2 separate regions of the Mus musculus genome follow, and region 1 is linked to region 2. The links are chromatin contacts, found by Hi-C in ENCODE. All regions are on one chromosome and are shown on one strand. Each heading gives the region's core, a stretch centred on a gene start or an enhancer-like site at or near the end of the contact. The rest is flanking DNA. Distances are from core to core; before and after follow the strand shown. Region 1 holds the start of Cdk7 (cyclin-dependent kinase 7). Region 2 holds the start of Bdp1 (B double prime 1, subunit of RNA polymerase III transcription initiation factor IIIB).

The links. A loop is a pair of places that touch in the nucleus more often than their neighbours do.
Region 1: a map of gastrocnemius shows a loop between it and region 2 (3-fold over the local background). The contact joins the promoter of Cdk7 here to the promoter of Bdp1 in region 2. A Hi-C loop is called at or near these places in 2 of 37 maps with a recorded cell type or tissue (gastrocnemius and left cerebral cortex).

What each region holds. Positions count from the first base shown.
Region 1 is chr13:100,728,590-100,732,597 of GRCm38, reverse strand. Cdk7 (cyclin-dependent kinase 7) reads left to right here and starts at 1,656. Exons shown (of 12, transcript NM_009874.3): 1 at 1,656-1,824; 2 at 2,081-2,140. The coding sequence starts at 1,759.
Region 2 is chr13:100,101,980-100,106,202 of GRCm38, reverse strand. It overlaps Bdp1 (B double prime 1, subunit of RNA polymerase III transcription initiation factor IIIB), which reads left to right and starts at 2,133. Exons shown (of 39, transcript NM_001081061.1): 1 at 2,133-2,576. The coding sequence starts at 2,365.

The DNA.
Region 1 (4,008 bases), core at 407-2,906, 630 kb before region 2:
AAGTACTTCTTTATGTTACCTAAAACTGGCCAGCTTGGGAGAACTGGCTGCTAGTTCCTTGGAAAGTCAGATTAGTTTCTGTCTAATGCAAAACTTCATTATGCCCCCAATTTTGGTTTGATATGGTGAACCTTGCATGGATCTCTTAAATTTTATTAACAAAAGTATTAAGGGGCTTGGAGATCAGGAGTCCTCTATTTGCACGTATGCCTGCATGACAGGACACTAGATCTTATAAGCCACCATATGGTTGCTGGGAATTAAACTCAGGACCTTTGGAATATGCAGTCAGTGCTCTTATATGTTGAGCCATCTCTCTAGCCCTTGGATCAACTCTTTTTTTTGGTTTTTCAAGACAGGGTTTCTCTGTGTAACCCTGGCTGTCCTGGAACTCACTCTGTAGACCAGGCTGGCCTGGAACTCAGAAATCAGCCTGCCTATGCCTCCCAGTCCACTGCCCAGCCGAAGATCAATTCTTTTTTTTTTTTTCCTTTTTTTTTTTTAAAAGATTTATTTATTGATTATATGTAAGTACACTGTAGCTGTCTTCAGACACTCCAGAAGAGGGAGTCAGATCTCATTACGGATGGTTGTGAGCCACCATGTGGTTGCTGGGATTTGAACTCTGGACCTTCGGAAGAGCAGTCGGGCGCTCTTACCCACTGAGCCATCTCACCAGCCCGAAGATCAATTCTTAAATCCACCAGGGAATTGAGGCCTCAACAAAACCACCCTCTACCCTGCAAACTGGAAACAAAGATATGACTCAAAAGGAAACCATTGCTGGAGCCAGTAATTGACAGCTAGGCTTAAAGTGAAATCATTAATTACATAGCAAACACTGTTACTATGTGTAAAGGCTCTGTATGTTTTTCTTTTTCTTTTTTAAGATTTATTTTTTATTATAACTAGTTACACTGTAACTGTCTTCAGATGCACCAGAAGAGGGCGTCAAATCTCATTCCAGGTGTTTGTGAGCCACCATGTGGTTGCTGGGATTTGAACTCAGGACCTTCCAAAGAGCAGTCAGTGCTTTTATCTGCTGAGCCATCTCACCAGCCCCTGTATGTTTTTCTTAAATCATTAGTTTCAAATTTTTATAAGACCAAAGGCTCATTCTATAGCATTCAGTAGGACTTGGTTTTGATTTCCTGGGCCTGTTTCTTCATAAATCAGCCTTTAAGAACTTGAGGGTGGGACGGGGAGGGGTACCCGATTGGAGGAAGTGGGGCAGAGATCAGGATGTAAAGAGAATAAGTCAATAAATTAGTGGGGGGGGGGGGGAGGAAAAAAACATGCACAAAAAGAAAAACAAAACAAAACAAATGGAGGGGTTTGGTGTCCATAGAGACTCAGGCGACACAGTAACGCAAAGCAAGACAGCTGCAAGGGCAAGCCCTTACACTTCTGCTACATTCCGAACTTAGAAATACCACGTCAGAACCCTGGCCTATCATCTTTGGAAGCAAAAAAAAAATCCACGTTAAAGACAAAATCCAGTAACAAATGGACACTGACTGCAGTCTAGGACAGCACAGCTTCCGGGTACTGTGTGCACGTGGCAGCGGGGAAGGGCAGGGTTCGCGGCCCAACTCAGCTTCCGTAGGACTGGCCCCGCCCACAGCGGAAGTATGGGCGGGACCCGTAGGTCGTGTGCGTCCAGCGACCGGAAGTAGCTGTTGGGCAGCTTTCGGACGCTTTAAATTCCTGCGGGGTGGAGGGCTTAGCTTGGGTGCCCGGGTCTGGTTTCTCACTCGCATGGCTGTGGACGTGAAGTCTCGAGCGAAGCGCTATGAGAAACTGGACTTCCTCGGAGAGGGACAGGTGAGGCCTGGGGCTGAGTTCTCGCGCAGGCAGGCACAGCCTGGCCACCGCCGGCTGCTCGGTCCCCTTGTCACCATCCCTGAATTGCTTCTTCCCTGCTGAAGAAGAGGCCTCCAGACCACGTAGCAGGCCGTGGCCAGTCCCCTCCAGAATCAGGGCTTCTTTGTTCTTAAAAGGGGGAGGTGGGGAAGGGCCAAAAACCAACCAGCAGGTAAAGAAAGACCTCTTACGACTTTGTTACTGTTCCCCTTTCTAGTTTGCGACGGTCTATAAGGCCAGGGACAAGAACACCAACCAAATCGTCGCCATTAAGAAAGTGAGTTGCCTTTTTATGTTGTTTCCTCTCCAGTCTTTGCGTCTTGCTTGCCACGTAGCCCTTGCTGGCACGGACCTCGCTATTTAGAACTTGCTGCGAGCCTTAACCCTTCTGCTTTGTGTTTGGGGGTTTGGGGGGTTTGCAGGTTTGCAGGCGTACTCCACCACGCCAGGCAACTCTTAGAGAGTAAATGCCCGTGCATTAACAGTTGATGGATGGCTGTCTGTGAGATAGTCTTGCTATGGAGTCCAGATTGGTCTCCCAACTCGTGGAAATCCTTCTGCCTCTGCCTCCCGAGTGCCGGGCATTACAGACATGGGCTACCTTCGGCTTCATCTTACTGCTCACAGTCACACTGATTGAAGGAGTTACAAGAACTCTATAGACAGTAGTATTTATTAGTATCCTGTGTTTCAAGATGGAACTCGGGCTGAAACAGTTTTTGTTCAAGTTAAAACGTTTCATCCCCTAAAAGTTGGTTGTTGGCTATGGAGGCAAGGACAGCGTCTCTTCAGTCCTTTTGGATGGCATGGTCTTTCCATGTCAAAGGTTGTTAAAGGTGTGTTATCTATACACGAAGGTTTTCATTGGCATCAGCAATACTGATAATAGTGTAATTTCTAGAAAGATTTAAGTATTCTTAAAACTTAAATTCATTAACAACACCCTGATATAATTTCCTGTGTGCCAAACACTTTTGACTATTTTTTTTTTCTTCCCCCACTTAACCTCCAAATAGTCCGTGAAATAGGTAAAGTGTCTTTGCCTCCCCTTTGAGGTACCTGAGGCTAGTTAGATGACTTGAGGGTCGCACAGCTAGGAATGTGGAGGCATTAGAACAGAGCAGTTGGTTGAGCTTCGTTCCTCTGCTGACATCTATAGCCAGCTCATGGTGACTCTGCGACTCCGAATAGAACTCAGGGCCTGTTGTGGTTGAGCTCTGTATTTCTGTGCTTCTTTGAATCTGTTGTTTCCTTTGTAATCTCACAATTCCTTTGAAGTATGGAGAATTACACTCGCATCTGGCAGCCTCCCCTTTTCATTCATTTAGTATTTGGCTTGCTGTCTTTTCAGTGATTCTGTTACTATCATTGTTTTATTTTAAGACATTATTTTTGTATTAATATTTTCAGGTGGGGGCGCTTGTGTGCCACAGGGCATATGCAGGATCCAGGACAACTGCAGAGAGAGCCTCTCTCTATGCCTTGTAGGTTCCAGGGACTGAGACCTTGCTTGGTAGCAAGTGCCTTGGCTGGGCGTGGTGGCCTATTTCTGTAAGCCCAGCGACTCCAAAGGCTGAAGCAAGAGAATCAAATGGTAGCATTTTCCAGAACTGGGGAGGTAGAGATAGATAGACAAATCCCAGAGGCTGCCTCCATGTAGCATTTCCTACGTGGTAGATGCCCGTGAGAGACACTTTCTCACAGAAACAAGGTGGACAGTGTCTGAGGAAAAACATCTGAGTTGGCCTCTAACCTGCATGTGCACACACACAAACATACATACCTACACCTACATTTGTGCACCCTTAAAGACATATATACATAAAGTTCAGGACCTTCTTGAGCTAAAGAGTAAGTTTCAAGGCTAGCACAGGCAATTTAGTAAGACCCCACCCCGTCTCAAAATAGAAAGTAAAAGGCTGGAGAGATGGCTCAGCTGCTTGTTCTTCCAGAGGATCATTGTTCAATTCCCAGCAACCACATGGTGGCTCACAACCATCTGTAATGAGATCCAGTGCCCTCTCCTGGTGTCTGAAGACAGCTACAGAAAACAAACAAACAAACAAAAATGTCGGGCACTGGTGGCACACACCTTTAATCCCAGCACTTGGGAGGCAGAAGCAGGCGGATTTCTGAGTTCGAGGC
Region 2 (4,223 bases), core at 884-3,383:
CAGTAAGGAGCAATTGTTATTCAGCACCTACAGAGTGGCTCACAACCATCTATAACATCAGTACAGGGGAATCTGATGCTGTCTTCTCATCGTCCTAAGGCCCCCACTGCCAGGCACGTGCATGGTGCACATGCATGCATGTAAACTTACTCATACATATAAAAATAAATACATCTATAAAACACAATAAAATGTTCATAAAATAAATTTTTTGCTTTATGCCTTTACGAGTAGGGAATTAAATCTTAATCATTTTGATTTCCTTATCTACAAAGTTGTGACATCTTGGATTTTTAGGTAGAACACAGGATTATGAAAAGGCCTTGCATAAGAGCTTGCTGTAGAAAGCTGTATGTCCCAGCAGTGACTACAAGATTCTTTGAGGTATCTTTAGCATGGTATTATTTCTCAAATACTTATTTATTAATGAAGTCTTGATCTGTAACTTTAGCTGGCTTGGAACTAGCTATTTAGAACAGGCTGTTTTCAAACTCATGTAGTTCCCCTGTCTCAGCCTTGGCCTCTGGAGTGATGAAATTACAAGCATGTGCTATTATTACTCCTGGCATTTTGAGATGTCGTGAGCATCTACATCTATTTGATGCTCAGTACTAAACTGCACTCCCACCTTCTTCAGGTTTCCTGTGTTTGTTCTCTCTCTCTCTCTCTCTCTCTCTCTCTCTCTCTCTCTCTCTCTCTCTTCTGAAAAGGTTTCATGTAGCAGAGGCTGGTTTGCAATCTGATACCTATTTTCCTTGTCAAGTTGCCCTACTGCCAGTACCGCAGGACTCTTCCATCACCCTTGAAATCTCATCATATTTAATATATTCTTGTTGATCTTGTTCATTTATTTTGTATTTTCTCCTCTGTAACATACAATGTCTTATTTATTGCTCCGTTGATATCTCTGGAAGCAATAAATTTTGCAACATTCGTGTGCAAAATGTGGAGTATAATCATTTTTGACAGTTTTTATTTTAAAGTGTACAAAAGCCCATATAGTGGATGTCCTGTGAAGTGTTTCATGGCTTCTCTTTGCGATTTCCTCACACAGAATTTCAACCTTTTTTTTTACTCAATTAAAAATTTCTTGGCGGAGGTTGGGGGTTGGACAGATGGCTCAGTAGATCCATTTCCTGCTCTTCCAGTAGGTCCTAGTTTTGGTTCCCAGCACCAGCATCAGGAGTCTGATAACTACCTGTAACTTTTCAGTCTCCCGCAAACTCGCTCTCTCCATACTCATAGTTAAAACTTTTTTTTTTCCTAGCAGGGTATGGTAGCCTATACATACCTGTAATCTCAACATTGAGCCCGTGCAGGCAGGAGGATCAAGAGTTGAAGGGCAGCCTTAGCTATAAGAGGCCCTGTCTCAAAAACCCTAAAACAAACAGGTTCTATGCTCTGGGGATGCACTGGTGCTAAGGCACTACTCTCATACTATTTTATCTTATTGTAATTTTGAGGTAAGTCTTGTCAGATAGTCCAGGGCTCGGAACTTGTGACCTCTTTATTTCGGTTTCTCCAGTGCTGGGATTGCAGGCACGCACCACCATGCTCTGCATTCTTGCACACTTTGACTCTTCTCGAAAACTCCTTAATAGTTCATAAAAGATTCAGTTAAGTAGGTTGGGGATGGACGTTCCATGGCAGTGTGCATGCCGAGAATGCAGGGTTTGTGAGGGATCCTGGGTTCAAACCCTAGCACCACTGGCGAGAAATTAAAAGTTTGAGCCGGGCAGGCAGGGGTGGCGCACGCTTTTAATCCCAGCACTTGGGAGGCAGAGGTAGGCAGATTTCTGAGTTCGAGGCCAGCCTGGTCGACAGAGTGAGTTCCAGGACAGCCAGGGCTACACAGAGAAACCCTGTCTCGAAACGGCCCCCCCCCCAAAAAAAAAAAAAAAAAAGTTTGACCTGGAGGATTCAGCTGCTTCCGCTCTCTCTTTTCAACAACTCCCAAGGTCTTACAAAGGAAAGAATATCTGTCTTCGAATCAAAAAAAAAAAAAAAAAAAAAAATCTCTGGTTTACAGGTAACCGAAGCTACAGAGCGTTGCAGTTGCTATGGCTCCCGGCGCCCGGAGTCTGACGTCATCGTCGGCGCCGAATGATTACGCATTGCTTCCGGCGCCTTTCGCGAGCCGGGACGCGGGGAGGAGAAACTTAGCTTTTAGTGTGGCAGGGTCATGAAGAGGAGGCGGTGGCGGGAGAGCGGAGGAGGCGGAGGGGGCGCAAAACTGCGGTAGCCAGCGCTGGACTGGTGGTTGTGGACGTGTGGGAGGGTGAGAGTGTCAGCCTGCGGGCAGCGGCCGGGGCTCTGGGCTGAGCGCGGCCGCGGAGCCGCCGCTCTCGGCCCCCTGGCTCCGCCATGTTCCGCAGGGCACGCCTTAGCGTGAAGCCAAATGTCAGGCCTGGTGTAGGGACCAGGGGCTCCGCCGCTCCCAATCCCCAGCGTGGACCAGAGGCTCCCAGGCCTCCGGAGCCTGCCACCGAGTCAGCTCCGAAGCCAGCGGAGCCCACAGATGTGCCTGCAGTGGATTCCGGGGGAGCAGAACCCCAGGAACAGGCTCCCGGGAGCAGGTAAGGTCTTCTATCAAGCTGAGCTGTTGGATTTTTACCACGGAGCACCTCTCCTGCAACAAGCTTTTGATTTGAGCTGGATGAAACCACTTCTAGTTGTAGTTTTATTCCGTGATCTGAGGGTGCGACTACTATGACTCTGTCACGATCTTAAGATTCCCGAGGAGACAGTGTCTTGCCTTATCTTACAGAGATGGGAATCCAGGCTTAAGGATTTTGAAGTCAAGAATGTAGACGCACCATCACTTGGAAATTTAATTAATTGTCCTGGAGTACTTTACACTGAAAGCACTTTGGGATTTTCATTTTGTGGATATTTATTTTTGAAAGGAGAGCACCAGTGCTGATTTTTTTTCCTCCCTCCACGCGGTGATGCGGTTGAACCCAAGGCCTCATGGAGTGTTAGGTAAACGCCCTGCCCCTGAGTCAAAGGGAAGAGGCTTAGGTTACTTATTTTGGTTCGAGTGCATACTTCTTTATTGTAACTACGTTTCCTGAATCAAGACGCCTGGCTTTAGTGACAAATACCACATTTGAATTTAGGACGCTCCTACTTAGCTTAGCAAGTTTAAGTAGGTTGTTCTCAGAGAAAATTTGTTCCTGGTGTCAAGTTAGTACCTCCTTTAGGACAATATTGTGAGATCAGATAGGATTACATAAACTGCCTTACATGCCACATGGTAGAATAGTTCCCCCAAATTTACTAAAAAAAAAAATTTGATTACTTTCAAAAAAAGGTGATGAGACCGAGTATGGTGTCACAACTTTAGTCCTAGCAATAGGGAGGCAGAGGCCACCCTGCTTTAGGACAGTCAGCCCCATAGTGAGAACCCGTCTCAAAAAACAAAACAGTGGAGAAAGGTGATGGTACAAATTAAATATGTGACGGGTTAATATGGTGACTGTAGTGTTTTATAATATACAGAGGAAAAAGCCAGTAAGTAATCACATTAAGTGACAGGGAGATGGTACAATTTATGTTTGCATAGTAACAGCATTTCTTCTGTTAATCAGAGTTTGTGCTGTGTGTTATTTTGGCATTCCAATTATGCACCATGATTTCAACATTTTTTTTTTTAAACTTGGATCTGTTTGAAAATTTTCTGCTTAGAATAGAAATACCAGTATTGGTCACTGCTCCAAATTTGGAAAATTTTGTTAACTATATAGGAAGGCATAATGATTGATATTTTATAAATTCCCATAGGCCATAGTCCTGAGACATGCTTGAGAATATTTTAGTTGACAATTAGAGTACATCATATACTATGCATATAAACTATATGTGTGAATGTGTATATACATACACACATATAGTTTGTCTGTTTGGGGGGGACAAGATTTAACTATGTAGCTTTGACTTGCTGGAAGTCTCTTACCTCCTGAGTGCTGGCATTAAAAGCATGAGCCACCAGGCCCACCAAGTTTTTTGTTGTTGTTTTTAAGGTAGAGTTTCATCTAGCTCAGGTTGACCTAGAACTCTCCATGCATGAAAAGACACCTTTAAGTTTCTCATCCACCTGCTTTACCTTCTGAATGCTGAGATTACAGATATGTGCCATCATGCCTGGTGTATGTAGTGCTGAGTATGAAAGCCAGGGCTCTGCGTGCCATTCAGGCTCTGTGCCAGCTTAACTACATCCCTGG